3 separate regions of the Homo sapiens genome follow, and regions 1 and 3 are each linked to region 2. Evidence: chromatin contacts called from ENCODE Hi-C or POLR2A ChIA-PET data. All regions are on one chromosome and are shown on one strand. The core of a region is the stretch at or near the end of the contact, and the rest is flanking DNA. Distances in the headings are between cores, read along the strand shown. Region 1 overlaps EPAS1 (endothelial PAS domain protein 1). Region 2 overlaps PRKCE (protein kinase C epsilon). Region 3 overlaps EPAS1 (endothelial PAS domain protein 1).

Evidence for each region. A loop is a pair of places that touch in the nucleus more often than their neighbours do. ChIA-PET counts read pairs that join two places held with the same protein, here RNA polymerase II (POLR2A). Pooled maps may share reads with other maps.
Region 1: a loop to region 2 is called in a pooled map, with 4 times the contacts of the local background. The contact joins two enhancer-like sites. A Hi-C loop is called at or near these places in 2 of 168 maps with a recorded cell type or tissue (Caco-2 and naive thymus-derived CD4-positive, alpha-beta T cell) and 4 of 50 pooled maps. POLR2A ChIA-PET finds 5 or more read pairs at or near these places in 4 of 52 experiments (AG04450, MCF 10A, activated CD4-positive, alpha-beta T cell and 1 more).
Region 3: a loop to region 2 is called in a pooled map, with 2.2 times the contacts of the local background. The contact joins two enhancer-like sites. A Hi-C loop is called at or near these places in 1 of 50 pooled maps. POLR2A ChIA-PET finds 5 or more read pairs at or near these places in 4 of 52 experiments (AG04450, MCF 10A, activated T-cell and 1 more).

What each region holds. Positions count from the first base shown.
Region 1 is chr2:46,315,626-46,318,325 of GRCh38, forward strand. All of the region lies in intron 1 of EPAS1 (endothelial PAS domain protein 1), which reads left to right. Among named protein-coding and RNA genes, the nearest start is that of EPAS1, 20 kb to the left of the region's middle. Within about 2 kb of position 1,371, at least 2 of the 41 ENCODE cell types and tissues checked have a DNase peak (open chromatin) inside an H3K27ac peak, as active enhancers do.
Region 2 is chr2:45,991,014-45,993,713 of GRCh38, forward strand. All of the region lies in intron 6 of PRKCE (protein kinase C epsilon), which reads left to right. Among named protein-coding and RNA genes, the nearest start is that of EPAS1, 310 kb to the right of the region's middle. Within about 2 kb of position 1,343, at least 16 of the 41 ENCODE cell types and tissues checked have a DNase peak (open chromatin) inside an H3K27ac peak, as active enhancers do.
Region 3 is chr2:46,334,104-46,336,803 of GRCh38, forward strand. The region is part of intron 1 of EPAS1 (endothelial PAS domain protein 1); the gene reads left to right. Among named protein-coding and RNA genes, the nearest start is that of EPAS1, 38 kb to the left of the region's middle. Within about 2 kb of position 1,373, at least 25 of the 41 ENCODE cell types and tissues checked have a DNase peak (open chromatin) inside an H3K27ac peak, as active enhancers do.

The sequences.
Region 1 (2,700 bases), core at 121-2,620, 320 kb after region 2:
TCTGACTTCCTGTGCTCTTGCATAATATTTCCTTGCTCCCTGAATGGCTGGCCCCAGTGCAGGAGCAGCTCACTCACACTGCTGGACCGAGGGCAGGATGTAGAGGGAGGGCAGGGATCTGCAAACGTCACCCAGGGGTGCTCTGGGCTCTGAGGGTGGAGGGCAAGAGGGGCAGAGCCCCCTCAAATTCTTTGGAAGATTATAGCACAAGGGGAGTTGGGAAGGCCCTGGGACCATGTGCACACACATCTATCTCCATGAATTGTCTCTCCTGTAAAATTATTTTTAAAGTTGCTAAGTTGTTTTCTTCTGATTATAAAAAATATACATGTTCCCCATAAAAAGTCATAGTAAAAGAAGGCATGGAGATAAAAATAAAAATCACCAAAATTCCATCACCCAGAGATAACCACTGTTAACTCTTTGGTGAACATACTTTTCTCTATATCATGAATATTGATATATAATTACAGAATACGGGCATACTTCTAAGATATTGTAGGTTCGTTCCAGGCCACTACAGTAAAGTGAATATCACAATAAAACGAGTCACATGATTTTTTTTTGTTTCCTCGTGCATATGAAAGTTATGTTTATATTTTAGCATTATGTCTAAAAAACAATGTACATACCCTTTTTTTTTTTCTTTTTGAGACACAGTTTCACTCCGTTGCACAGACTGGAGTGCAATGGGGCAATCTTAGCTCACTGCAACTTCCGCCTCCTGGGTTCAAGCAATTCTGGTGCCTCAGCACCCCCGAGTAGCTGGGATTTACAGACATGTGCTGCCACACCCAGCTAATTTTTGTGTTTTTAGTAGAGATGGGGTTTTGCCATGTTGGCCAGGCTGGTCTCGAACTACTGGCCTCAAATGATCTGCCTGCCTCAGCCTCCCAAAGTGTTGGGATTACAGGCATGAGCCACCGCACCTGGCCAACAATGTCTATACCTTAATTTAAAAATATTTTATTGCTAAAAGAAATGCTAACAATCATCTGAGCCTTCAGTGAGTCATAATCTTCTTACTGGGAGAGGTTCTTGCCTCCATATCGGTGGCTGCAGAACTGATTAGTGTGACGGTTGCTGAAGGTTGGGGTGGCTGTGGCAATTCCTTGAAATCAGACAAGAATGAAGTTTTTTACATCAATAGAGTCTTCTTTTCAGGAAAGACTCTGCAGCATGTGATACTGTCTGATAGCATTTTACCCACAGTAAAACTTCCTTCATAATTGGTGTCAATCCTCTCAAACCCTGCCACTGCTTTATCAACTTAGTTGATGTAATATTCTAAATCCTTTGTTGTCATTTCCACAGTGTTCACACCATCTTTACCAGGAGCAAATTCCATCTTGAGAAGCCACTTTTCTTTTCTCATCTGTAAGAAGCTCTGACTCATCTGTTCAAGTTTTATCATGAGGTTGCAACAGTTCAGTCACATCTTCAGGCTCCACTTCTAGTTTTCTTGCTATTTCTTCCACATCTGCAGTTACTTCCTCCACTAAAGTCTTGAACCCCTCAAAGTCATCCGTGAGGTTTGGAATTAACTTCTTCCAGACTCCTGTTACTGCTGATATTTTGACATCCTCCCACAAATTACAAATGCTGTTAATGGTATCTAGAATGGTGAACTCTTTTCAGGTGGTTTTCAATTTACTTTGCCCAGATTCATCTAGGAATCACTATCTATGGCAGCTATAGCCTTACAAAATTTCTTGAATAAGACTTGGAAGTCAGAATTACTCCTTGATCCATGGGCTTCAGAATGGATCTTGTGTTAGCAGGCATGAAAACAACATTAATTTTGTGCGTCTCCATCAGGGCTCTTGAGTAACTAGGTGCATTGACAACGAGCACATAAACATATGTGCTGTCATCCAGGTTTTGTTGTTCCACTGATAGAGCACCAATAAAGTAGATTTGGCATAATTTTTAAGAACCCTAGGACTTACAGAATGGTAAATGATAAGTGGCTTCAGCTTAAACTCACCAGCTGCATTAGTCCCTAGTAAGAGAGTCAGCCTGTCCTTTGAAACTAGGGATTGACTTCTCCCCTCTTGCAGTGAAAGTCCTAGATGGCATGTTCATCCAGCATAAGGCTCTTTCATCTACACTGAAAATCTGTTTAGTGTAGCCACCTTCATCAATGATCTTAGCTAGATCTTCTAAATAACTGGCTGCCGCTTATGTATCAGCACTTGCTCTTTCACCTTGCATTTTTATGTTATGGAGATGTCTTCTTTCCTTAAATGTGACGAACCAACCTCTGCTAGCTTCATACTTTTCTTAATGCAGCTTCCTTACCTTGCTCTGCCTTCCTAGAATTGAAGAGAGTTAGGGCCTTGCTCTGGATTAGACTTTGGCTTAAGGGAATATTATGCCTGGTTTGATCTTCTCACTAAGCTTAATCATTCCTTAACTTTTGATTTAAAGTGAGAGATGTGACTCTTCCTTTCATTCGAACACATAGAGCCCATTGTAGAGTTATTAAAATTGGTCTAATTTCAATATTGTTGTGTCTCAGGGAATAGGAAGGATTGGGGAGGGGGAGAGAGAGATACACACACACACACACAAACACACACACGCACACAGAGGAACAATCACTGGACCAGTCAGAACACACACAACATTTATTAAGATCACTGTCTTATATGGGTGCAGTTTATGCCTAAAAACAATTACGGTGGTAACATCAAAGAT
Region 2 (2,700 bases), core at 93-2,592:
CTTTTTTTTTTTTGACAGAGTCTCACTTTGTCACCCAGGCTGGAGTGCAGCGGTGCAATCTCAGCTCACTGCAACCTCTGCCTCCTGGGTTCAAGTGATCTTCCTGCCTCAGCCTCCCAAGTAGCTGGGATTACAGGCACCTGCCACCACGCCCGGCAAATTTTTACATTTTTAGTAGAGATGGGGTTTCATCATGTTGGCCAGGGTGGTCTTTAGCTCCCAACCTCAAGTGATCCACCTACCTCAGCCTCCCAACGTGCTGGGATTACAGGCATGAGCCACCACGCCAGACCTTATAATGTTAATTTCTGTCTCTCCCAATCCAAATACAAGGTCCATGAGGACAGAGATTTTTTTTTGTCTGTTTTATTCTCTGTTTACCCAGCATCTAGAACAGTGCCTGCACACTGACATCCAATAAATATTTGTTAATTCAATCCTCCGTGCATAGTTATATAATTTGCTTTTCTACAGTATGTCTTGGAGTATTTCCAAGGCAGTGTACAGACATCTACTTTACTTACTAGAAAGAGTCCACATTGTGGATGTTCCGTAGATTGTTTAAAATGTTGCCCTCTTGATGGATGTTTACTGGTTTGTGTGTTGTCGCCATTTTAATTTATGCTGTCACAGACATCCTCATACATACCTTTTCATGCATATGTGTGAATAATTATGAAAGAAAGGCCCACAGAAATCAAACAATCACTTTAAACCCTTGTCTTTTTGTGGTTGAATTATACAAGGAGGGAATTACATAAGGGCACTTTTACTTGTTTGCTTTAAAGTCAAGCCATGTTAATGGACTGCTTTACCTTCCTTTTCATTGACGTTTAATTTGTGTGGCTTGCATGGTGAGCTTGGGATTCTAGTTCCCTGTTATCTATTGGGTCTGGTCTGAGAGGTGTCATTTATGCCACTGTAGTACTACTACTTTCCGTAGAGTTAGAATAACTGAAAAGCATGTTGTCCTGATTTGTGCAAGGCGTCGTGGTGAACCTGGAGATAAAACATTACTTTAGTTCTCTAGAAACTTGCACTGTGCTTGGTCATTGAACATAATAAGTGAAATCATAGGCGATAATTCAGGCATTGAGTCAGAAATAAGTGTGAGCAATTTACAGGCAAGAGAGGGCCTGGAAAGGGGTGTAGGGAGAAAGAATGCCACAGGAGTGCTTTGGTTGACTCAGAATCCTTTGCAGTAACATCCACAATGCCTGGGGACCATGAGAATGTCCCCTGTACACGTGGCAGATTGGCTGAAAATTCAGTCTGAGCTTTGATCTGAGGAATGCTGGGTAGCAGACAAGCGGCCGATCGTGGTCCCCGGAAAGCTCTGAGTCACGGTTCTGGTGTGATCAGGACTCCAAAATCTCTTTCTGGTGATGACATTTGGCCCAGCATGACCCCAGGGGGGCATCCCTCTTACCTCCTTTCTCCTCATTCTGCGTGAACGACTTTGCGGTCGTTCACTCTCACACCCCTGCCAACTTCCATTGCACAAGCACACAATTTCCCATTTGCAAATATTTGCTCTCTGTCTCTGAGCTTGGCATGACTGGAACCTGTTATGAAATCAAACCATTGCCCTGGCTCACCCTCAAGGGCCAAATTACCCCAACATAAAGAAATTCCTGCAGCATACATGGGCCTGGGCCCCTCCTTAGGAGTGGCTCTGTCACCATTCCCAGAAGGTTGTCTGCTTGCTTTGGAGGAATTCCCAGGAGCCTGGCCTGCCTTTTGCTTCAATCTCAGCTATAAAAAGGGTGGAAACATGGAAACCAAGTCTCTCCAAATGACGGTAGGATGTGTGATAGAAGGTGAAAGTCAGAGTGCCTGAACCCCAGTGTGTCCCCAGACAACACTGCTGCTGCTGCACCACCCAGCACATAGTAGGTCCTCAACAAATGTGTGGTGAATAGCTGGGTAGTAGTAGAAGAGCGCTTCTCTTTTTGTAAGAGCCCCTGGCAAAGCAGATCTATTTCTTCCCGGTACAACTTTATCCAAATGAAACCAGTGAAAGTGAGCACTGAGAGGCATTCTGGAAAGAGAAGCCTTAAAGGGCAGCCTAGGGCTGGGAGTGGATTGGCAGCAGGGGCTCACGGCCTTTGGCCTTGGTGCTCCCCAGTAGTGTTGTGAGGGGTGGGGGTGGGTGGTTCATTTGGCCACATTAATGCAAATGCATCTCAGGTTTCTTTTGGTTCCAACAGGGACGCCCACTGTCCTTTGCTGGTCTGTGGCCTCCCAGTGACACCTGCAGCCTCCAGGAGCCCATCTTGCTCCCGTTATGGCTGCCCAGAGTAACTGGAGCTCCCCTTCCTCACCACTTTGCCCTGGCATTTCCAGACTTTTCAAAGCACTTTCAAAGTCACTATCTCACATCGTGCATGCTAACTGATGTGTGATTGAGATTTTTTTTACATATTAAGATGAGTACATAACTCAGGGGAAATAGCAGACTTTTTAAAAATAAAAGGCAAAGTCCTCAAAACCAAAACCAAAAAAAGATACCCCCTTTGCCGACCTGCCAGCCCAAGTTGTTTTGTCAGGACAGACAGGTCTGGCATTTCAACACCAGAGGGAGCTAGTGGTCAAGTTATGTAGACAAGTTAGTTGCCCTTCTCAAGAAATTCTCAACTTGGCTCTTTTATTCTCTTTTCCGTCACTTCACAGAGAGGCAGAAGACAGCTTTCATGGGTT
Region 3 (2,700 bases), core at 123-2,622, 340 kb after region 2:
TTCCTTGGCTTTGGTGCCAAGAAAAGAGGGGTTCTCACACTTGCTGTCCAGCAGGGCCAAAGCATGACCAGCAGGAGGAGCATGGAGGTTGGGTTCTGGCACTGCCCACCACCTGGCACCTCAGCCACTAATCAGACAACAGGCTAGGCAATTATCCGGGCATCTGACTTTAGCTACCTGTCCTTTTGTTTAAAGCCCTTTCGTGTGCTTGGCACCTTATGGATACTCAACAAGGTCTGTTTAATGAATGCGTTCTCCCCACCCAGATTCTCAATGCCTTGCTCCCTGTTCTCTAGCCTGTCTCCCGACCACTGGCACCTCTGCCCATTCCCAGTGTGTCTTTGTCATCCCTCTGCCATCCTGATTGCCTCCCTGTATCCTGCTCTTCTTTCAAAGCCAACCTCCAGCAGAGTTCTCCCTGTCTTCTCCAGCCTTGCAGGCTTTCTCCTCCCAAACTCCTACAGCCCTGACTGTTCAGCCCATTCTTCAGGACTTGGCTCTTCACCTCTCTGCAAGCTCCCTGAGGTCAGGCATAGTTGTTCCACATTTCATTCTACTGCTCACAGCCCCATCGTAGGAAGAGAGAATCATTAATATATATTGAATGAGCAGAGGGAATAAGCCATTGCTGGGGGAAAAATACAGTTTTATTTCCCAAATTGCTCAATGTTATTTGAGAGCATGATAATAAATTTGGAAAAGACTTTTAGCATTTCCTGTGGCTTTTGATGACTTCTTTACAAAGGAATGGAAATGTGCGCAGACATCTCACTTCTCATCAGAGCAAGAGAGGGCAGAATTGGGGGAAAGCAAGTGTTCGCGCTGTGGCATGAATCAGATCCCACAATACTAGACATGTGACCATGTGAACAGGCCTCAGATCAGGATTCTTTATAAAGGAAGCCCAGGACAGATTCTCTACCAGCTCTCTCCTCTTTCACTTTTCCTCTTTCTTTGCTTTCCTTTTTTTAATAGGGAGGGGAGAAGGGGTTATGAGGATGGGGGTAGGAGAGTGAGGGATCCCGTGCTTTCTCCCCCTTCTCTTGCTGTTTTGAAATACTTTAAATTCCAGGAACCAGAAGTTCTGGCAACATGTTGGGATTAGTAAGGCAGATCCTAGGATATTTCACTATTAGCATGTGATCAAGCATCAGTCCTGATTAAAAGTCTAAACAAATGTTTTCTTTGAAATTAAAGTGTCTGAAATAAAGAAGAGAGAACTGACCCTTAAAATCATATTCTGTACTTGAAAAGAGTTCTGACAACTGTCTGTCCCGGTTATGTGCACCCCCGCCCCCCACCCGCCTTTTTCCATCCAGAATGTTTGACGACACTGCCAGGGGAATTTCTGCCCCCTCCTTCCTGTATATACCCAGTGCTGGCCTCTGAGGCAGTCCAGCTCTGTTTTCTCATGACACAGTGATTATTTTTGGCATTGCAGATATTTTTTCTAATGTTATTACCCAGCCCCCTTCTTGGTTGCCTTTTGTGGAGCAATCTTTTGGGTAACTCCCTGTAAATTTGAGGGTTAATTTTAGTTCGGTGTGGTAGAGGAGGCAGTGGGAGAGAGGAGGAACGACTTCTACTCCGAAGCGCCCCACCCCCACCTTAAGAGGAGCCGGAGAGGTCCTCTCACGCCCTGCTCATGAAAGAGCTTGCTTTCACCAGCTCTGTGCTCACCATTCATCCTTTCTGCCGGCGGGCTTGAGGATATGGATATCCAGAGGTGACGCTGGGGGCTGCACCTCGGGGATGGCATCTTAATGACTTGACTTGGCGGGTGTTAGAACAGCCCCATTCAGAGTGAGTTCACTCCCTGCGCAGTTGGCTCACTCGGCCTCTGTCCATAGAGTTCTCTTGTTCACGCTGCAGGAGGAAATGGAGATTTCCAAGTGGGAAGGAGCCTTCCCGATGCTTTAACTCTTCACTGAAGGGAAGAGGAGCTGCAGAGAGCGAAATAAAATCTAAGCCGCCCCAGCTGCAGCGCCTGGGAGAGGAGCAAGGCTGGGCTGGGGATGGAGGCCAAGGCAGCTGGGATCACTTTTTCTTTCCTCCTTGAGAGGGAAAGGAAAAGAGCAAAGGGCATTTTTGATTGTCTTTCACAATCAGCAAATATTTACCCAGTTTGTCTGCCCTAGCCCAGGTTCCACTGAAGGATACACGAAAGTGGAAGATGTTGTGTCTGTGCCCTTCCCCTGGTACTTACAGCACAGTTATAGGAGTAGAACGTTTGCATAGAAAAGCCACCAAGACAGGGAGGCCTTTAATAAGGGCCTATGAGTAGTGTGGGCAGGAAGTACCCTGGAGAATGTTGCTAAGGGGCCAGGGACACTGCTGGAAGAAGTAGGGCTTGGGCTGGTCCTAAGGGGTGGGTTTTGAAGAAATAGGAAGGAATAAAATGATACAGGTAGGGAAGACTTGAAGGAGGAGAGGGACATTAATGTAGGGCTTAGTAAAATCCCATAAAGAAAGCTACAAAGAGAACAGGATTCTTCCTGGCCAGAGAGAAGATTGGACTTGTTGGACTTTACGTGCCTCAGATTAGGATGGCAGCAGGCAGCACTAACCCTGCCAGATGGCATCTTCAGTCTCAAGATCGCACGTGTTCCTGGGTCTCTTTCTACTCAAAGTGTGAGGTCACAGACTAGTAGAATCAGCATCCTCTGAGGGTTGTTAGGAAGGCAGAATCCCAGGCTTCAG